Regions from separate parts of the Mus musculus genome. Here region 1 is linked to region 2. A link is a loop called in an ENCODE intact Hi-C map of the cell type or tissue named here. Cell type or tissue: heart. All regions are shown on one strand. Links, peaks and the distances in the headings refer to the core of each region. The heading gives the core; the rest is flanking DNA.

Region 1 (9,151 bases), core at 414-8,413, 140 kb after region 2:
GTGAGTTCCAGGACAGCCAAGGCTATACAGAGAAACCCTGTCTCGAAAAACAAAAAACAAAAAAACCCAAAAAAACAAAAAACCTTGTGTCCTCTGCAAAAGCAGGCAGTGTTGTAACTGCTGAACCAACCCCAAGCCTCACCTTGGTTTTTAAGACACAGTGTCAGTATCATGGAGTGGAAGATTTATCTAGACCACTGGGTCAGCAGGAATCCTCCTGTCTCAGCCCCTCCCCATGCTACCACAGCAGGATTGAGCCACCCCGCTAGCTTTGGGTGTGGGTTCTGAGAATCCATACTCTGTGTGTTTGCAAGTACGTACTTTACAGGCTGATCCACCCTCTTAAAGGCCTTTCCTCATCCACCTCTGCTGCTGGGGACAAGGCATGGCTTTTAAAAGAGGCAATGGGTGTGTGGGACATGACAGACAGACTAGCGCTTCAGAATGCAGTGCAGGCTGACTCGTCTCAAGTCCCTGAGTCCCAGTTCCTGCGGATTTGCCCAGTTCAGCAAGGCAGGGCAGAGTACAGTGTCCCCACACAGGCGCTACTGCAAGAGGGAGACAGGAACTAAGGTTGTCTTCAGTGGCTCCTGATGCCTAGAGCCTGGCCTGGCATCTATAAATAGCATCAGCATGTGGCCAGGCTCCTTCCAGTGAGTCAGCCTGGGCTGGTGCCTGAAGGAAAGCCAGGGAGCTGGTCAGAGCTGTGCTGAGAGCTCCCCCAGTCTCTCAGGGGACCCAGGCACCCATCACAGACAAAGGAAGCCTGCCTGCTAGCCCCAAACTCCCATCCCAATTCTCAGTACTCAAGAAATAGGGCCTCATTATGGGTTTCTTTCCAGCTACTCGGGGGAGTGAGGTAAAGCTGTAGCCTGGGGCACTTTTTTAGGACAGGGTCTTCCAGAATAGAGCTCTGGCTTCCCACTAGACTGACTCCATCTTGAGGCAGGGTAGGGGGACTGAGCCACCTTCTGAAGGACTCCCACAGGGCCAGACTAAGAAGGAGGTAAATTCATCAGGCAACAGCTTGAGGCAGCCTAGGATGAATGGGCACAAATAGCAAAGAAAGAGCTAGGCCAGCCATGGAGATCCTGACTCCAAGTTGGCATGCTGTGCTGTAACGCCAGGAGAAGGGGCCATGTTAGAACTGAGCAGGGAGCCGGGCGGTGGTGGCGCACGCCTTTAGTCCCAGCACTTGGGAGGCAGAGGCAGGCAGATTTCTGAGTTCAAGGCCAGCCTGGTCTACAAAGTGAGTTCCAGGACAGCCAAGGCTACACAGAGAAACCCTGTCTCGAAAAACAAAACAAAACAAAACAAAAGAACTGATCAGGGAAGGAGTGGGTGAGCCTGGGGGACCAGGAGAGGGAAGAGGATGGCCTTTAGCTGGCCTAAGTGGAAGAGGCAAGAGGCCAGCCTGGTCTACAGAGCAAGCCCCTACCACAAACAAAGATACTTTAAAATCAGTCTTCAGAGAGCTGGCTCATTAATTAACAACTGTTCCAGAGGACCCAGGTTCGATTCCCAGCACCTGCATGTTGGCTCTCAATTGTTTGTGACTCCAGCTCCAGGGGACCCGATGCCCTCTTTGGATGTCTGAGGGCATCAGGTATGCAGGCAAAGCATTCATACACAGAAAATACAAATAAATCTAAAAATTAAAACAAAATTTAAGTGACATTTTCTTTATCAGTTTCTGTGTGTGTGGAAATCAGAGGACAATTAGTTAGAGCTGGGTCTCTCAGCTGGGTCTCTCTGTTCACCACGTGGGTCTCAGGGAGCCACCCAGGCTGTCAGGCTTGGAAGAAAGCACCTCTACCTTCTGAGCGCTCTCACTGGCCCCAATATTTAATGATACAAAGTAAACTTTTGTTCTGTTTTCCTTGCAGTGTGTGGGTGGAGCCAGGGCGACAGCAGGCTTGGCAAGATGGCTTCCCTAGACCACATACCAGATGAACATCGGGGGTCTTTTTCTCTTTTCCTCTTTTTGTTTGTTTGAGGCAGGGTCTCACATTTTCCAGAAACTATGTAGAGGCTGACCTTGACCTCCTGGTCCTCCTGCTCTGCCTCCAGTGTTGGGATGCGAAGTCGACATGTCAGGCTGGGCCTCTGCCACGCTCAGGATGGATCCCATAGCTGCCAAGGAATCGATTGGCCCTCCAAGCTACAACACCAATAATAGGGTTCTTAGTGTTTTGTCTTTTATTCCTCTCTTTCTCCCCTTCTTCCCGAACCCTTCCTTCCTTCTCCCATAGGGGTCTCTACTCTGTATCTCAGAATGGCTTTAAACTCATAGCCATTCTCCTGCCTCCGGCTCCCGGGTGTGGCTGACATCTTAATCTATGAAGGTTTATATACTCAGCTCACACCCTCTTCCATCACCTCCTTCTGCCCGTCGCTGGATCACTCTGCCCCCCCCCCCCAATTCCAGTTCTCCCTTTTTGCAGTTGGGGCGACCCCTGACTATTGGTCACCATGTCTTCAGGACCTCACACGATGGGCCCTGTCACCCACCCGCGTTCCCTAAGGTACAGGTAGCCACGTGGTATGCGTGGGTGTGGGTGTCACGATGCCCAGAGCTCTGCATGCCCCCGGTTGCTGATGGACACCCAGGGCGGGCTTGGCGGTGACCTGGGGCTGCAGCTGCCCGGGCCCGGGTCCTGGCAGGCGGGGCGGGCGGGGCGGGCGGGGCGGAGCGCAGCTGGGGCGGGGACATCGGGACTGCGGCGGCGCGGACAGCAGCGCAGCGGCGGGGACCACAGCGGCCCAGGTAGGCGGCGGGGCAGCCGCGGCCACAGAGGGTGGGGAGGGGTCCCCAAACCACCATGATCCCTTTGTTCCGGCCCCACCCTCCCGGGCCACCGCACCAGGCTTTGCTTGTCCCCGGGAGTCCAGCGGTCACCATGGACAGCTCCCGGTCGCCCCACCCCTACCTGACCACGCAGAGCATCACTTGGGACCTTCTGGGCCCTGGTCCCCTCATACATACCCTGTGCGAACTGCCCGCTGAGGCCCAGGTCCTTCACTGCCCCCCACAGAGCTCTGCACCCTCGTGACCAAGCCCCTCTCTCAAGACTCCTTCCCTCCTCTGAGACCCTGACTCCCAGGAAGCCCCATTCCCTTGAGTCCCTAAAACTGCCCGTTCATCATCATACCCCTAGCCTGCAGCCCCTAAATCAGCCACCCCCATTAGTCAGTGCCCCTGCCCCCAGACTCTCCCCCGCCAAGGCCATCCTGGATTTTTGCACCTGAGGTGGCTTCAGGGTCCCAGGGCCCTGCCCTGTGCTGCTCTGTGGACTGAGAGGTTTGGGGCAGGCTGGCCCAGGGCTTGGGTGACTCAGACAGTGTGGCCAAGCACCTCAGAGCCCCCTGGGCACAGCAGCTGAGCAGGGCCCAGCTTTAAGTCCCTCTGAGTCATACCACCTCTTAGAACGCGTGACCTTGAGCAGAGCTTGTCCCACTGCAAGTTCAGGGCCCTCTCCCTGATCCCCAAAAGAGGGAGATCTGGATTGCACAAGACCCTCCTTGTCAGGGGGCCCAAACCTCAGCATCCATCTAGTGGGCATCCCTACTGGGCACTGCAGCCCCTGGTGCCCACTACCGAGAAGAAGTTGCATTGAGGGGTGCATGCCCCACCTCCATTTGCCACCTTAGATCCCCTCTGGGCAGTAGGGTGGGGTCACCATGCATCTCCTCCCATTACCCACCAAGAAAAATGTTAAGACTGCTGGGCTGGGGAGCATCCCCACGCCAGCACTCCAGCTCTTCCCCAGGCCAAGAAGTACCCTGTGTAGAGGGCTGGAACACTTCAAGTAAGTGTCCAGCTCGAGAGTTTCTGGTGTCACTAGTGTTGGCTCCAGTTGTTGTGTTTTCCTTTTATTTAGGCACATTCGATAATTTTGAATATGGCTTCAAACCCCATGGGGGATGCTCGTCCCCACCCTGGAACCCCAGCTTGCCATAACTTCGGGGGCTCCTTGGAGGCTGGACCTGAGGCACTTACCCCTAACCATATTCCTGATTCTCTATCTCAGGCAAAGCCTAGGTGTGTGCCATCCCATAAAAGAGAAAACTGAACCCCAAGGACATAGTCACCCCTTCAGTGTCATAGTCCCTAAGTCTAACTCCAGGGAGTCCTCAACCATCTCCATATGTGAACCATGCTGAGGAAAAGAATCGGAAGGGACAGCAGTAGTGGGGACAGACCTCCCTAGTGTCCCCTCCACACAGTCTTCCCCTACCTCTCCTAATTTAGGAGTCCTCATACTGTGTGACCCTCTGAGAGCCATGAACTTCTCTGAGCAAAGACAGGAGAGAAATCCTGTCCCAGCCAGGAGTTCTGTTGAGAACACAGTGGCCTGAGCAGGAAGCCAAGGCATGGGCATAGGGAACAGGGAGCCCCCACTTAGCTTCGAGGCTTTCTCGGCTTGGCCTGGGCTGTGAGTCCCAGGAACCTCTGCTTCAGGATTTACGCGTGCGATTCCTGGATGTCCTCAATGTCAGAGTCAGTTAGGAGGCTGTTTCATGTGGCAGGTTCCCAGGGCCAGGATGGAAGCCTGTCTTCAGGACACGTAGGGCTGAAGCACTGTGTTTGTGTGATGGTTGTTTTCAGGTCTGATATCTGCTTACCGTCTTGTTTTTCTTGTTGCTTTTTTTTGTTGGTTGGTTGTTTTTGTTTTGTTTTGTTGGAGACATGGTCTCAATGTTCAGTCTAGACTGGCCTCTGACCCTAGGTTGTATTTTTTAGACAGAATCTCACTCTGTAACCCAGAGTAGCCCATACTTCACTGACCCCTTGCCTCAGGCTCCCTGGCTCTAGGATTATGGCTGTGTACCACCACATCTGATTTTTCACAATGTGATTCTTTTTTTTTTTTTTTTTTTTTTTTTTGGTTTTGGTTTTGGTTTTTTTGAGACAGGGTTTCTCTGTGTAACTCTGGCTGTCCTGGAACTCACTTTGTGTAGACCAGGCTGGCCTCGAACTCAGAAATACACCTGCCTCTGCCTCCTGAGTGCTGAGATTAGAGGAGTGCGCCACCATGCCCGGCTGGGATTCTTTTCTATGTATTTTTCCCTTCTGTTTATGTGAGTCTGAACAATACATGTGTGCAGTGCCTTCGGAGGCCAGAAGGGGGCGTAAGATCCCTGGTGGTTGTGAGCCGCCATGTGCGTGCTGGGAACAGAATCAGGTCTTTGTGAGAACAGCCCATGCTGTAGTCACAAGAGCAGACTTTTCAATACCCACCCTGTTTTTTTTTTTTTTTGAGACAGGGTCTCTCTCTCACACATAAGGATGGGGCAGGAAGATGGCAAAATGCAGGGAGTGAGGCGCTTACACTGGTGCAGAGCTGGAGGCTGGGTGGAAGTCAGGTCTGAGGTGGGACCCAGAGTGCTGACTTGAGTGTCTTTGCATCCTGGCCTCATCAGCACCATCTCTCAGGCTCAGCCCGGCCTCTGCTCCGGGCACTCCTGGCCTTATATTTGTCAGAAAGGGCAGCCAGGGCAGCTGCGAGGACCACTTGGGAGATACTTGGGTGGCATGGAGGCAGGACCAGCACCACTGTGACCCGGCCATTGGGACAGGGAGCTATCCTGGTCTCATAAGGCCTTACATGTTTCACCGTCCTTTCTCCAACAGGGTCGGTCTGGGGTTCTAGCTGCCGGCCCTGTCCTCCAAGCCGGCTCCGGAGAAGATGCCAGAACAGAGCAATGACTACCGTGTGGTCGTGTTCGGCGCAGGCGGCGTGGGCAAGAGCTCGCTGGTGCTCCGCTTTGTAAAGGGGACGTTTCGTGACACCTACATCCCTACCATAGAGGACACGTACCGGCAGGTGATCAGCTGTGACAAGAGCGTGTGCACACTGCAGATCACGGACACCACCGGCAGCCACCAGTTCCCGGCCATGCAGCGGCTGTCCATCTCCAAGGGCCACGCCTTTATCCTGGTGTTCTCGGTGACCAGCAAGCAGTCGCTGGATGAGCTGAGCCCCATCTACAAGTTGATCGTGCAGATCAAGGGCAGCGTGGAGGACATCCCCATCATGCTGGTGGGGAACAAGTGTGATGAGACGCAGCGGGAGGTGCACACGCGCGAGGCGCAGGCCGTGGCACAGGAGTGGAAGTGCGCCTTCATGGAAACCTCAGCGAAGATGAACTACAACGTGAAGGAGCTGTTCCAGGAGCTGCTGACGCTCGAGACGCGCCGGAGCGTCAGCCTCAGCGTGGACGGCAAACGCTCCAGCAAGCAGAAGAGGGCTGACCGCATCAAGGGCAAGTGCGCGCTCATGTGAGCCCGCCAGAGCCAGCTTGAGTCTCCCGGGCTCCTTCTCCCCTCCCTCCTCCCTTCCCTCCTCTCTCCTCTTAGTATTCCTCTCCTCCCCACCTCCTCCTCTCTCCTCCTCTCTGCTCCTCCCTTCTTTGCTCCTGCTCCTTCTCCCCCTCCTTCCTTCCTTTGCCTTGCCCCTCCCTCCTCCATCTCTCTTCCCTCTTCCTGTCCCCACCAGCCTACAGTAAGGTTGGGCTCCATCCCTGCCTCTTCACACCTCCATAGCTTCATCCTTTGCAGACCTCTCCCTCTATATCTCTTTGCTCCCCCACCCCCATTCTATCTGCACCCCACAACCACACACTGGAGGTTTGATCCCTGTGGATCTGAAAACAGGGACCTGGCTAAGGAACTGCTCATCCCAGTCAGGCCCAGAGAGGTTACCTTGCCTCTCCATCTCTGTCCCTGTGTGCCCAGCCATGCCCACTGTCCCTGTCCCTCACATTCTATCACTGTGACCTCTGGGGAGTGCCCATTGACCTCATCTTCCTTCACTAATATCTTATTTCTTTCACCTGATCCTGTCCTTTCCCCGTGACCTCTGACCTGTGGCCTTCCCTGGGTCCAGAACACCCCTGTCCTCTCCTGTCTGCACACCAGGGTGGATGGGCCCGAGGGCTGGGCCTCAGGCACCAGGCAATAAACACAGGGCCTGCAGCAATGCCCTGGCCACCCCGAGTACCACCTCTGGAATAGCAGACGCCCACAGCACAAGCCCAGGACTGTCCCTTCAGGGGAGGCACACTGGAACCCTGAACTTGGAGTGTGGAGTGGCTGCCTGGACACTGCCCACCTGGACACCAGCCTTCTGCTGAGATAGAGACCTTGGCACAGTGGCACCTCGACAGCCACCCCGACTGGGGGTTTGGGGTGCTGAGGGTGGGGTGCCCAGCTGAGAGTCTATCAGCAAAGTCCCTGTGTGCGGTGATAGGACTAGTGGCTGCTGCCCTAGGGCTCTGACAGAATCTGAGCCTCTTTGCTGGTCATGTGTACTCTGGAGACTGTCCCCCATGTCTGCCCTGAGTTACGGAGCCCCTGTGGTATCTGCGAGACTGTCCAGGAGACTTGAGTGGCTCCTGGGCCTGTGTCCCACCCAGATGAGGGTGACTTAGAATTCTGTGTTTATGTGCCTGTGTGTGTGGATGGGTGTGTGTCTGTCTTGGGATGGGGTGTTCTTGCACCACTTTGTGTTCTTAGTGAGACCACAGTGTAAGTGGCCGTGTGTGTGTGTGGGGGGGGGCACCTAGACATTGTGGTGTGTCTGTATGGCTCTGTGTTTTCAGGGGTGGGTGACACAGGCCTGTCTGATGAGCACCAGGTCTGTTCCAGGCTGTGGCAAGCTGGCTCCTGGCTCAGAAGTGACAAAGCTGCAGTACAGAGGCCTCAGTGTGAGGTCATCACCTCACAGTGGCTACAGACCAGGCTGTGGCCTGAGTGAGCTGGAACCTCTGGGGTGGGGACGAGAAAGAGAGAGGGAGAGAGAGGGGGGAGAGTGAGTGTGTGTGTGTGAAGGGGGAGAGTGTGTGGGGGAAGAGTGAGAGAGATAGAGTGTATGTGTGAGAGGGAGGGAGAGTGGGAGGTAGAATGAGAGAGAGTGTGTATTGGAAGGGAGAGAGAGAGTGTGAGAGAGTGTGAGAGAGAGACAGAGACAGAGATAAAGGAGATAAAGAGAGACAAAGACATGGTCACAAAGAGACAGAGAAGCAGAAAGAAGGCTGAAGCCAGATGACCAAGTAGGCCGGACCCCACTGTGTTCCCTTCTGTGTGCCAGGCACAGGGAGAGCCACAGCCTGAAGCCTGAGTCTGAGCATAGCTGAGCCCTGACCTCTAGCCAGCCCAGGGCCCCCACAGCTGCCACCTGCTCCCAAGCCCCGGGAGTGGCTCCTGGCTGGACAGGGGGTCACAGCCCTTTCTCAGGGACACACCCTGATAGCACAATCTCTGGGCCACCCCAGGCTTCTCCTGGCTGGCCTTGCCCATCCTGGGGAGAACCGGGCTGGGTGGCAGGGGAGGCCGGAGCCCACCCTGGCTGCTGGCCAACCTGCCCAGGCATCTCTGGTGCTGGGGACCCCGCCAGGCCTCGCTTGCTGTGACCCACCCCTGCCCCCCGCATGTGGGAGCCCCATCCCATGTGGGGTCTGTGTACCGTTCTCTCGTAGACCTTGTCTTCCTGCAATAAACACGTGGATCCTGCCTCCCCTGTGCTGCATGTGGCTTCTGTGGGGCTTTAAGCTGCCTGCTGCAGCTGAGGGTGGGAAATGGAGGGTGGGCGTGGGGGACACGGGGAGGGGGGATTGCAGTGGGTGTCACAGCCAAGGTCACAGCCAAGCTTACTGGGCCATGAACAGTGTCCATTCCTTATGTGGGCCTTGCTGGCCTCCCTGGATCCTGCCCCAGGGGCTCAGTCTTTTACTCAGCCTCTCTCTGATTCCCGCCCAGTCCTTCAACTTCCCAGGCTGCCCTCTGCCATTTAAAGGACAGATTGGCTGAGCTCATTCATTCACTCACTAATTCATTCATTCACCCATTCACTGTGTGTAAAAGGCACCACAGTACGCCCAGCTCTGACCTGGAGCCCAGGTTCGGCCACAGTGTGCACCGGCCAGGGTGCCTGCCTTCTCAGCCCCTCCACCTTCAGTCATGTACAACTGAGCATGGCCACCCCTGCCTCGAATCCCAGCATGGGAGGCTGCATAGGGAGGCACATTGCCAGGAATCCCAACAGAAACAAGGGCTGGAGGGGTGGCCCAATGGTTAGAAATGCTTGCAGCTCTCTCAGAGAACCAACGTTCAATTCCTAGCACAAGGAAACAAGTCAGGATTCCTGTA
Region 2 (9,151 bases), core at 791-8,790:
AAACCAAAAAAAAAAAAAAAAAAAAAGTGTACCCCTCTTTCTCACCATTTACTCACCCCAAATCTACACCATTTACATAGTGGTTTTCTCTTGGGAAACAGAACTTTGAGATGGAGATATGTAAACTATGATCTGGAACGCAGGAGTTTTTTTTGTTTTTTATTTGGTTTTTTTGAGAAAGAGTTTCTCTGTGTAGCCCTGGCTGTCCTGGAACTCACTCTGTAGACCAGGCTGGCCTTGAATTCAGAAAATCGCCTGCCTCTGCCTCCCAAGTGCTAGGATTAAAGGTGTGGGCCACCACGCCCGGCTGGAACACAGTTTTACTCCTTGAAGTCCCCCTTGTACCATCCTAGAACATTGGGGTGAGGCCAAAGACTCTGTACCTTCATCCCCCCTCAGTGAGAAGGGCTGCGATTGCTTCTTTGCGGTCTAGATTCTTTAAATAAAAGCTGATGACCTCTACTTGACTCTCTGCCCCCTAGACCTCCACCTCCACCTTAGTTAGGTGAACTTGACTCTTCTTTGAAACTCTGAAATGGTCCAGAGGACTCCTGTCATGGCCCCTCACAGTGTTTTAAGAATGATAGCAATACCTCCACTTTTCTGGTAGCTTTCCTCCAATCTGTCCCAACAGGCCAGAGATTCTGTCTTTTGAGGCATCCTGGGGTTTCCAGGAAGCGAGATTGTGGTGTTTGTGGATGAATGGACCATGCTCCATCATCCTGTGGGTGAATGGTGCCTGCAGCAGGCTTGGGGCCAAGCCTTCGTCCTTTGCCCCTGTGTTGGGCATCTCAGCTTTCTAAAGAGCCTAGGCTAGTGTCACAGCTAAGTACAGCCACTTCTCTCTCTGTGTTTGGGTTGTCACTCCACATCACACCCCAAGCTGAATCTCCAGAAGTCATGGTGCTGATGCTGTTTATAAACTCGGCCCTGGTAGTCTGTGCCAGGGCGGGAAATACACTCCGGGTGATGGATGGAGGCTTCTTCCTGTGCGTCTGTCCCCATGCCCTGCTGTTCTCCAGCAGGCTGCTCAGGCCATAGCAGCTGCTGAGAAACCTGACCCAGACCATATGGCAGCGACCTGGCTGCTCAGACGCTTGCCATCAGTCCTGGGTGGTGGAACTCCGTGATTACCATTGGAGCTGCAAAGCTCTCTGACTTTAGCTGGACCTTCGAGGGCACCTACCTCACTGTGCCTCTCTCCTGAGTTGTGAGGATTTGAGTATAAATGTGCTGTGTGCTGTTTGTCTCTGCATGCGGTAGGAAGTGAAGGCCACATTGGGAGTGCCCAAGGGCCGCATACCCTAGAGTCCCTGAAGAGTTGGGGCTTCCCTACAATCCTCTAGAGATCTGGGAAGCCTGGTAGCCACCAGGCCAAACTTGAGCCCACCCTGTCATACTGGGAGTACTTAAGTCATGCTGAAGTATCTGGCACCCCAAGTCTCTGGTGTTTTTTGGAGCTTCCTCGTAGGGACTCAGCAGGTGAACATCCAGTGGGATGATGACCCCTGGGCTGGTCAGGTGGGCTTTGACACTTCGGGTATGTGTCCCAGCCCTGTGGAGGTCCCTTTCTACTTTTCATTCAGTGGAGGCCAGCATCAGGACTTAACACAAGAGGCCCCAGGCCCAACTGGCCTGTGTCTCACGGATGCTTGGTCCTTCCATCTGTGGGGACGTGCCATGCCCAGGTATCAGCTGTCATGAGTGCAAGCAGCCTGCCTGAGGGCCTGGGTCGTGCTCTGGAGTCCCCTTGTGCTCTGGTTGGTTTCTTTTTGCTTGAAGTACCCCATAGGTTCATTCCTAGGCCTTCCCATCTGTGTCACTGTGTCATTAGCTTGGTCACTGCTCTGTTTGGTTTCAGAGACTAGCTGTTCTCATGTGGGCCCATTCTGTTCCTGGGTACCCTGGTGGTTGACTGAAAACCAAGGGCAGGGTCCAGGATGCCTTACTGGAAGACCTGTCTCAGACCATAGTGCCCAGGGGCCTGAGACTAGCAGGCCATACCTAGTCTGGGACAGCACTCATAGGAAGCAGGATTTTGGTGGCTGCCACAGGGAGCTGAGGGTAAGGGGACACACAGATTAGAGGATCACACCCCTGAGAGCCGCTGTGGTTCCCCTTTGCAGAACATGGTGATGAGCTTCCGAGTATCAGACCTGCAGATGCTGCTGGGCTTTGTAGGCCGGAGCAAGAGTGGGCTGAAGCACGAACTGGTGACCAGGGCCTTGCAGCTGGTGCAGTTCGACTGTAGCCCAGAGCTTTTCAAGAAGATCAAAGAGCTGTATGAGACTCGCTATGCCAAGAAGAGTGCAGAGCCCGGCCCACAGGCACCACGGCCCCTGGATCCCCTGGCACTACACTCCATGCCCAGGACTCCCCTGTCAGGGCCCACCGTGGACTACCCCGTGCTGTACGGGAAGTACTTGAATGGACTGGGGCGCCTGCCCACCAAGACCCTTAAGCCGGAGGTACGCCTGGTTAAGCTCCCCTTCTTCAACATGCTGGACGAATTGCTGAAGCCCACTGAACTGGGTGAGTGGTGGGTATCGCCCAGCAGATCCCCAAAGCAGGCTCAGCACTGTGCCCCATGACCAGCCACCCCAAACCTAACAGCTTCAAACACGTGACACGGGTGGCAGGGCAGCACATACTGGCCTTTTCATCACTTAGTGGCTAAGGCAGGAGGAAGGTGAGTTTTGGGTTAGACTGGGCTACAGACTAAGACTCTGCTGAGGGTATGGCTGAGGGTATAGGTTGAACAGTGAGCTGAGCATTCACTAGCATGCTTGACCTCTCATCCCCCACTTAGTCAGCTGAGGCAAGAGGAGCCATGATTTTGAGTCTAGCCTGGGCAAATAGATCCTGAATTTTTTTGTTTTTGTTTTTGTTTTTGTTTTTGTTTTTCCCTTGTTTTTTTTCAAGACAGGCTTTCTCTGTGTAGCCCTGGCTGTCCTGGAACTCACTCTGTAGACCAGGCTGCCTTCAAACTCAGAAATCCGCCTGCCTCTGCCTCCCAAGTGCTAGGATTAAAGGCGTGCACCACGACTGCCCAGCCAGACCCTAAATTTTTTTTTTTTTTTTCAGAGCTGAGGACCGAACCCAGGGCCTTACACTTGCTAGGCAAGCACTCTACCACTGAGCTAAATCCCCAACCCCCAGACCCTGATTTTTAAAAGAAAAAAAAAAAAGCTAGGCCTAGTGGCTCATTTCGGTTATTTGGAAGGGAGTTCAAGGCTTTCCTCAGTTATACAATGAGTTTGAGGCCAACCTGAGCTAAAAAAAAAAAAAAAAGAAAGAAAGAAAAATAGATGTAAGTTCCAAGTTATCAGGAAGTGTAGACTGGTCAGACCCCCATCTTCTCTGTTGAGGCACAGATAGCCTCCAAGCCCTCTGCAGCACCTGACCTTCCACGTGCAGTGTGGAGTGGGGTTGTGGCCACAGATGCTGCCCTGAGCTGTGCACCTGGCAGGTCCTAATGGGCCACATCTAGGACCTGGGACTCTCTCAGGTTCTCCAGACACCCTGGTCCCCTATTCTCCCTCCTGTCTGTCTCTGTGTAAAGCCTAAAGGTTGGGCCCCAGTACTCGAGGCAGGCTGCGAGATGAGCAGTTCCTCTGTCAACCCCACATGGTACTCAGGGGCCTCCCCACTTCCATTCCAACTTGACTATCTTCCCTGGGTAGCACTCTACTACTGTAGCAAGGCTATGTCCCTCTTATCCTGGGACTTGGGGCACTATGTTTAAATTGGGGCTGCTGGGGGTGCCTGAGGAAGGGTAGCAGGCAGCAGTGGTTGTGCCCTATGGTGTGGACTTTTTCCTGTGATCAGAGGCCCCGCCCCTTACTGAGGCTCCACCCCTGACCTATAGTCCCACCCCTTTTGAAAACCCTTGGTGCTGATGGGGGTTGGAGGCAGAGCCCCCTAACCTGCCTACTCTGCCCTTCCTGTCATGCTCCGAGTGCCACAAGCTGCCTCCCTGAAGGTCTCCACAGCCCTTGGGAGCCTTGGGGTCAAGTTGACTGGGTGTCATCTTGAGGAAGACATCAGGAGGTTGGCCCCCTGGCCTCCCAGCCTGCATGACAGGGCTTCCTTCCTGCAGAGCAAGCCAGCAGTCACTCCGCCCCACAATGCATCACTGTGCCCTTCTCCCCTGGGACCTCGGTCACCTGATCTCCAGGAGAGCATGCTCCCCTGTCTACCAGCAGCTTGAACAAAGAGGTCTAGCCTGTTGGTCTGCCTTCTCACCAGGGTACCCCCTTTCCTGGGTCCCCACACCTCGAGGGACTGCTGGATAAGAGTGCTGATCCTGGATCTAAGGCCATGATCTCTCAAGCTCAAAACCCAGAATTTCACATCCCCGGCATGAGCCCTGTGATGCCAGTTCACAGTGGCCAGCCTCTTTCCCAGGCCAGAATGAGCCCCATGATACTATAGGATTCTCTGGAAGAGCGTACCGCTTAGTCTGCACCAGGCAGACTGAACCCATAAATCACCTGAGCACCCGGAGGGGGAGGGGAAAAGGGAAGGGGACACCAGCTGCAGTCCAGAGTGTACTGACAGACCCTCTAAGAGGGCTAGTAACCAGAGAGAGCCAGGCACTCACCCAAGGACACACAGCCTCCTGAGCTCGTAGCCCTCCCAGGCTGACCTCCTTTCCCACCAGGCTGTGCCCTGTACCCATGTCTGTCTGGGATTCCATGTTGGTTTCTCCCTTACTTCCATGCAAGGCAGACCCAAGTAGGTAACAGTTGCTGACCACAGCAGAACTGACCTAGGACTCGAGATCTGAGGGCCCAGGCAGAAGTGAGGATGGTTTAGGAACCGGTGGAGAAGGAGATGTCGGCTGCCATGGAGCTGGTGACTCCTACCCGAGGGCTGTGTGTCCTTTGAGCAGCTGGAGGGCTTCCTGTGAGAGGAGGCTTCATTGGGGCTCCTGTGGGTCATGTAGATGGAATGAAGCTGTTGTGGGAGTAAGGAGTGATGGGGGGCCTGGACCTGAGGACAGGACCAGGGCTGGGCTGGGGGACCTGTGACCTTAGGGGCCATGGGATGTCAGCCTCTTTAGCCACTGCTACCTCCTTTTGCTGCCCATGTGTCTTACGTGTCTTAGCTCCCCGGCTGCTGGGGAAGCCTGCTATGTTACTTGTTTCGCTGATGCAGTTTTTGAGGCAGGCTCACAGTGTAGCCCAAGCTGGTCCGGAACTTGTGATCCTCTAGCTTCCGCTCCTACAGTGCTAGGATCAGAGGGCCACCCTGTGGCATTCTCAGAGGACACTGGGAAAGCCAGCCTGGCTCTGTTTGCAGGGCCTTTGCATAGGCTACACCTCAGCCTCCCACACTGACTCGTTATCCACCCCAGGCCTTTGGTCCCTGTTCGTCTTTAAGGGAACACCCCAATTACCCATATGATATCTGCACCATAGCTGGCTTCGACACTGCCTTTGTCTGTTGCTCTTTCTTTGGGGTGTTGTTTTTTGTGATATTTTGAGGCATTGTTTCAGGTAGCCCAGGCTGGCCTAACTTGTTCTATAACCTAAAATGATCTTTACCCCCAGGTCCTTTCTCTCCCTCCCCCTGCTGGGCTGGTAGGCAGGCACTCCATCTGCCATCCCCCTTGCTGTCTGTCTCATACCCAGACTGGGCTTGACTGGTTCAGGCCACGGATTTGGGGCAGCCCTTGCACTGGTCTTGCCTACCCCAGTGGCACAGGCTGTGGTCCTCTGCCCAGCTGCATCCCCACCTAGCTGTGAGTCCCACAGTGGAACTGAGTGCTGCTCTTCCTCTCAGTGTTCCCCATGCCGACCCCCCTCCCCCCGACTCAGGACCTTTGTGGTAGGCTAGAGTGGCTGTTTGGAACTGGACCTGGTAGTAGCTGGGTGGCACAAGCCCATCATGTCACTGCAATGGCTTGTCTGAAGCAGATTGGGCCCCCACTGTTTGCCTTGGCATTCCTAGTGCACCCAGCTAAGCCTGCATTAAACACCCATCACCTTAGCTAGGTGGCGGTGGCATGCTTTTAGTCGAGTACTCAAGAGGCAGAGGCAGGCAGATCTCTTGAGTTGGAGGCCAGCCTGGTCTACAGAGTGAGTTCCAGGACAGTCAGGACTACAGAGAGAGACCGTATGGTGAGGAGGGCACCTATCACCTGTAGCCCCTGGCTAGGCTGCCTGAGCCTGAGGTGACAATAGTGTCGTTGTGTCATGGTTGTGTCAGGGATACCCAAAGGTGGTCCTGGGTGGTCCTGCATCTATCTCCGCCTCCACCCTGGAGTGCATAAGACTAAGAGGGACCACATGACTGTGAAGATCCTGGGCAGCACCTTCCATGGCCCTGAGTGTCTTGTCCAGTCTCCTACCTGCCCTGTTGGACCTTGGTGGTTGCCCCGCCTCAGGCAGAGGCAGTCTGCAACTTCCCGCACAGTGTCTGTGCTTGCCCTGTCTATGTGTAGGTCCATGGGGTGGGCCTCCAGCTATGGCCCTTGCTGCAGAGGCCCAGAGAGAAACTGAGAGTGGTTGAGAGGGAGGGAGGCAGGCAGAGCAGGGCTGCTGTGTATATAACCTAGGCTGTCCTTGAACTCTGCCTTATCCACCTCACTCCCAAGCAGCCTACAGTGTACAGTTTTGTTTTTTTTTTTTTTTTTTTTTTTTTTTTTTTTGGTTTTTCGAGACAGGGTTTCTCTGTGTAGTCCTGGCTGTCCTGAAACTTGCTCTATAGACCAGGCTGGCCTCGAACTCAAAAATCCACCTGCCTCTACCTCCCAAGTGCTGGGATTAAAGGCGTGCGCCACCACGCCCGGCCAGTTTTGTTTTTTTGAGACAGGGTTTCTCTGTGTAGCTCTGGCTGTCCTAGACTGGCTCTATAGACCAGGCTGCCCTGGAACTCACAGAGATCCGCTGCCTCTTCCTCCTATGTGATGGGATTATAGTGTGGGCCACCACGCCTGGCCCTCAGACACTGTTGTATAGGATAGACATGAGTATCAATAATGTACTGGAGGAGGGAATGGTGACAGGACCTACAGAGCTCTTCTCTTATGTCCAGGAGGAGGGTTGCAGGTTCAGGGCCAGCCTGGGCTATAAAGTGAGAGCTACAGTGGGTGCAAAGGCCATAAGTCTGGGAAGGCTGGGCAGGTGTGATGAGGCTGCTGAGGAAAAGTTCAGTTCATGGCTGGTGCTGCCGTAGAGGCTCCACCCTCACATACAAGGGTGGGGAAGGGCTGCTCCAAGGGACTAATAGCCATGACAGAGGCACTGGCTTGGGGAACACCCTGTGGCCCTCTCCAGCAGCATAGGGTAGGACAAGCCTCAGCTGGTTGCTGGGGTATGGGACCCTAGACAGCAGTGTGCTCACTGGGCAGCCTGGGTCTTGCCTGATGCCCATCCCTCACAGAATAGAAACCTCCCCTACCCCCTCCCCACCCCCAGGGAGGGTGAATGGGCCTCTACCTCCTACCCAGCCACTGTCAGCTCATGGCTGCCATGGCCCTGCTGGGCTCACCCCACCTCCTTCAGGGTGCCTACTCCGGGTAGGCATATCTGAGTGTGCCCAGGTGGCCCTGAGCTCCAGCTCTGCCCTCGGGTCCTGCAGCATTGCTGCATGCAGCCTACTCTCACCCAGGGACCCATGGGCTCTTTGTATACATGATGCTGGGCTGGCTGCAGGGGTGATAACTCCTCAACCCAGCCACTCCACTCCCCTAGTTCAAAGTCTGCCTATACTCATTGTGTGGCACAGGCACCACAGCCTGTGGGTCAGAAGGTTCCAGGCCAGTTGCACCTAGTCTTAGCTGCTATTGTGAATGGGGTCTTGTGGCTGGACAGACAGTGTTCCCTGACAGGGATGGTGGTTGGTTTTGCAGAGCTGGGTGGAGCTATCAGCCTGTTCCCCACTGCTGTGTCCTCAGGCTGCAGACTCACCCAGGAGTCCAGGCTGGTTTTTGAACCCAAGATCCTTCTGCTTGAGCCTCCTGCACACTGGGGTGGCAGGTGCCTGCACCACCGCCGCCTCCTCTCCCTCAGAGGGCTGCTGAGGCTGCATCGCAAGGCATTGCTGTTAAACATGCACATGACATAAGAGCCCTCCCTGGGCTCCTGCATAGTAGGCCAGCATTCTCTTTTGGAGACTGGACCTGGGTGCAGACGAGACGGTGGCCTGCAGATACAGGTGGCTACCCCTCTACCTTTGGGATACCTGGCTCCAGAGGGACCCAGAATGGGTGAGGCCAGTACATGTCACTGAAATCTCAGGTGAAGAGGGTTGGCCTCTGTTCAGCCAGGCTACCTGACCCACGTGTGTTCAGTCCCACAGAGTGCAGAGAAGCTGCAAGAGAGCCCATGCATCTTCGCGCTAACACCTCGGCAGGTGGAGATGATCCGCAACTCCAGGTGGGGCCCAGCAGGCTCAAGAACTCCCCAGGCACACATGTCATCAGATGGAACCCAGGGTCCCTTGGGTTCGGTGGATGTGGGTGAACCTTCTGTGATCCTGAGCTGTCCCTGCCCCATTTGTCAAGGCAGAGGTCAGGCTAGGGTGGTTGGGTTCTGTGACCACTTAGCTGGTGACCGTGCAAAGGGCTCCTGGGTGGTCTGTGCTGCAACTGACTCCTGCTCTTGCCCTGCCCACAGGGAGCTGCAGCCTGGAGTGAAAGCTGTGCAGGTGGTGCTGAGGTACGAGCAGCCCTGGCCCCGCCTGCCCCTGCTCTCATTGCCCAGGCTTCCCTAATACCCCTGAGTCCTGGGTCCCCATAGCCCTCCTGTGCCTTCACAGCTCATGACCTGTTGTCTCCCCAGGATCTGTTACTCTGATACCAGCTGTCCGCAGGAGGACCAATACCCACCCAACATCGCTGTGAAGGTCAACCACAGCTACTGCTCAGTGCCGGTGAGTGAGGCAGCCTGGGGGCGGGGGCATAGACACAAGGTAGGAATGGGCCTGCGGGGCTGAGCACAGCTCTGTCCACAGGGCTACTATCCCTCCAACAAGCCTGGTGTGGAACCTAAGAGGCCCTGCCGCCCCATCAACCTTACCCACCTCATGTATCTGTCCTCGGCCACCAACCGCATTACTGTCACCTGGGGCAACTATGGCAAGGTGAGCACCTGCTCCCAGCACCCAACTGCCTCACATTCACCCGGTCCACCCTGTGCCCAGC

The links. Hi-C counts contacts between places; a loop is a spot of excess contacts. Peaks named below come from ENCODE experiments on the same cell type or tissue, not always from the same donor. Only the 100,000 strongest peaks of a DNase experiment are listed, where the experiment ranks them.
Region 1: it touches region 2 in a loop (2.0-fold over the local background); 5 of 42 quality-filtered maps call a loop at or near these places.

The regions. Positions count from the first base shown.
Region 1 is chr10:81,018,955-81,028,105 of GRCm38, reverse strand. It overlaps Diras1 (DIRAS family, GTP-binding RAS-like 1), which reads left to right and starts at 2,729. Exons shown (of 2, transcript NM_145217.2): 1 at 2,729-2,767; 2 at 5,636-8,516. The coding sequence starts at 5,691. The coding sequence ends at 6,287. In heart, for the core only: a CTCF peak has its summit at 5,122 (motif pointing right); DNase peaks (open chromatin) are centred at 615 and 8,293; H3K4me3 peaks cover 1,414 bases; H3K27ac peaks cover 646 bases; H3K27me3 peaks cover 5,704 bases.
Region 2 is chr10:81,157,166-81,166,316 of GRCm38, reverse strand. Pias4 (protein inhibitor of activated STAT 4) reads left to right here. Exons shown (of 11, transcript NM_021501.4): 2 at 2,127-2,532; 3 at 8,300-8,384; 4 at 8,625-8,666; 5 at 8,790-8,880; 6 at 8,962-9,090. Among named protein-coding and RNA genes, the nearest start is that of Pias4, 6.0 kb to the left of the region's middle. In heart, for the core only: no CTCF peak of the experiment used is centred there; DNase peaks (open chromatin) are centred at 4,136 and 5,259; H3K4me3 peaks cover 660 bases; H3K27ac peaks cover 215 bases.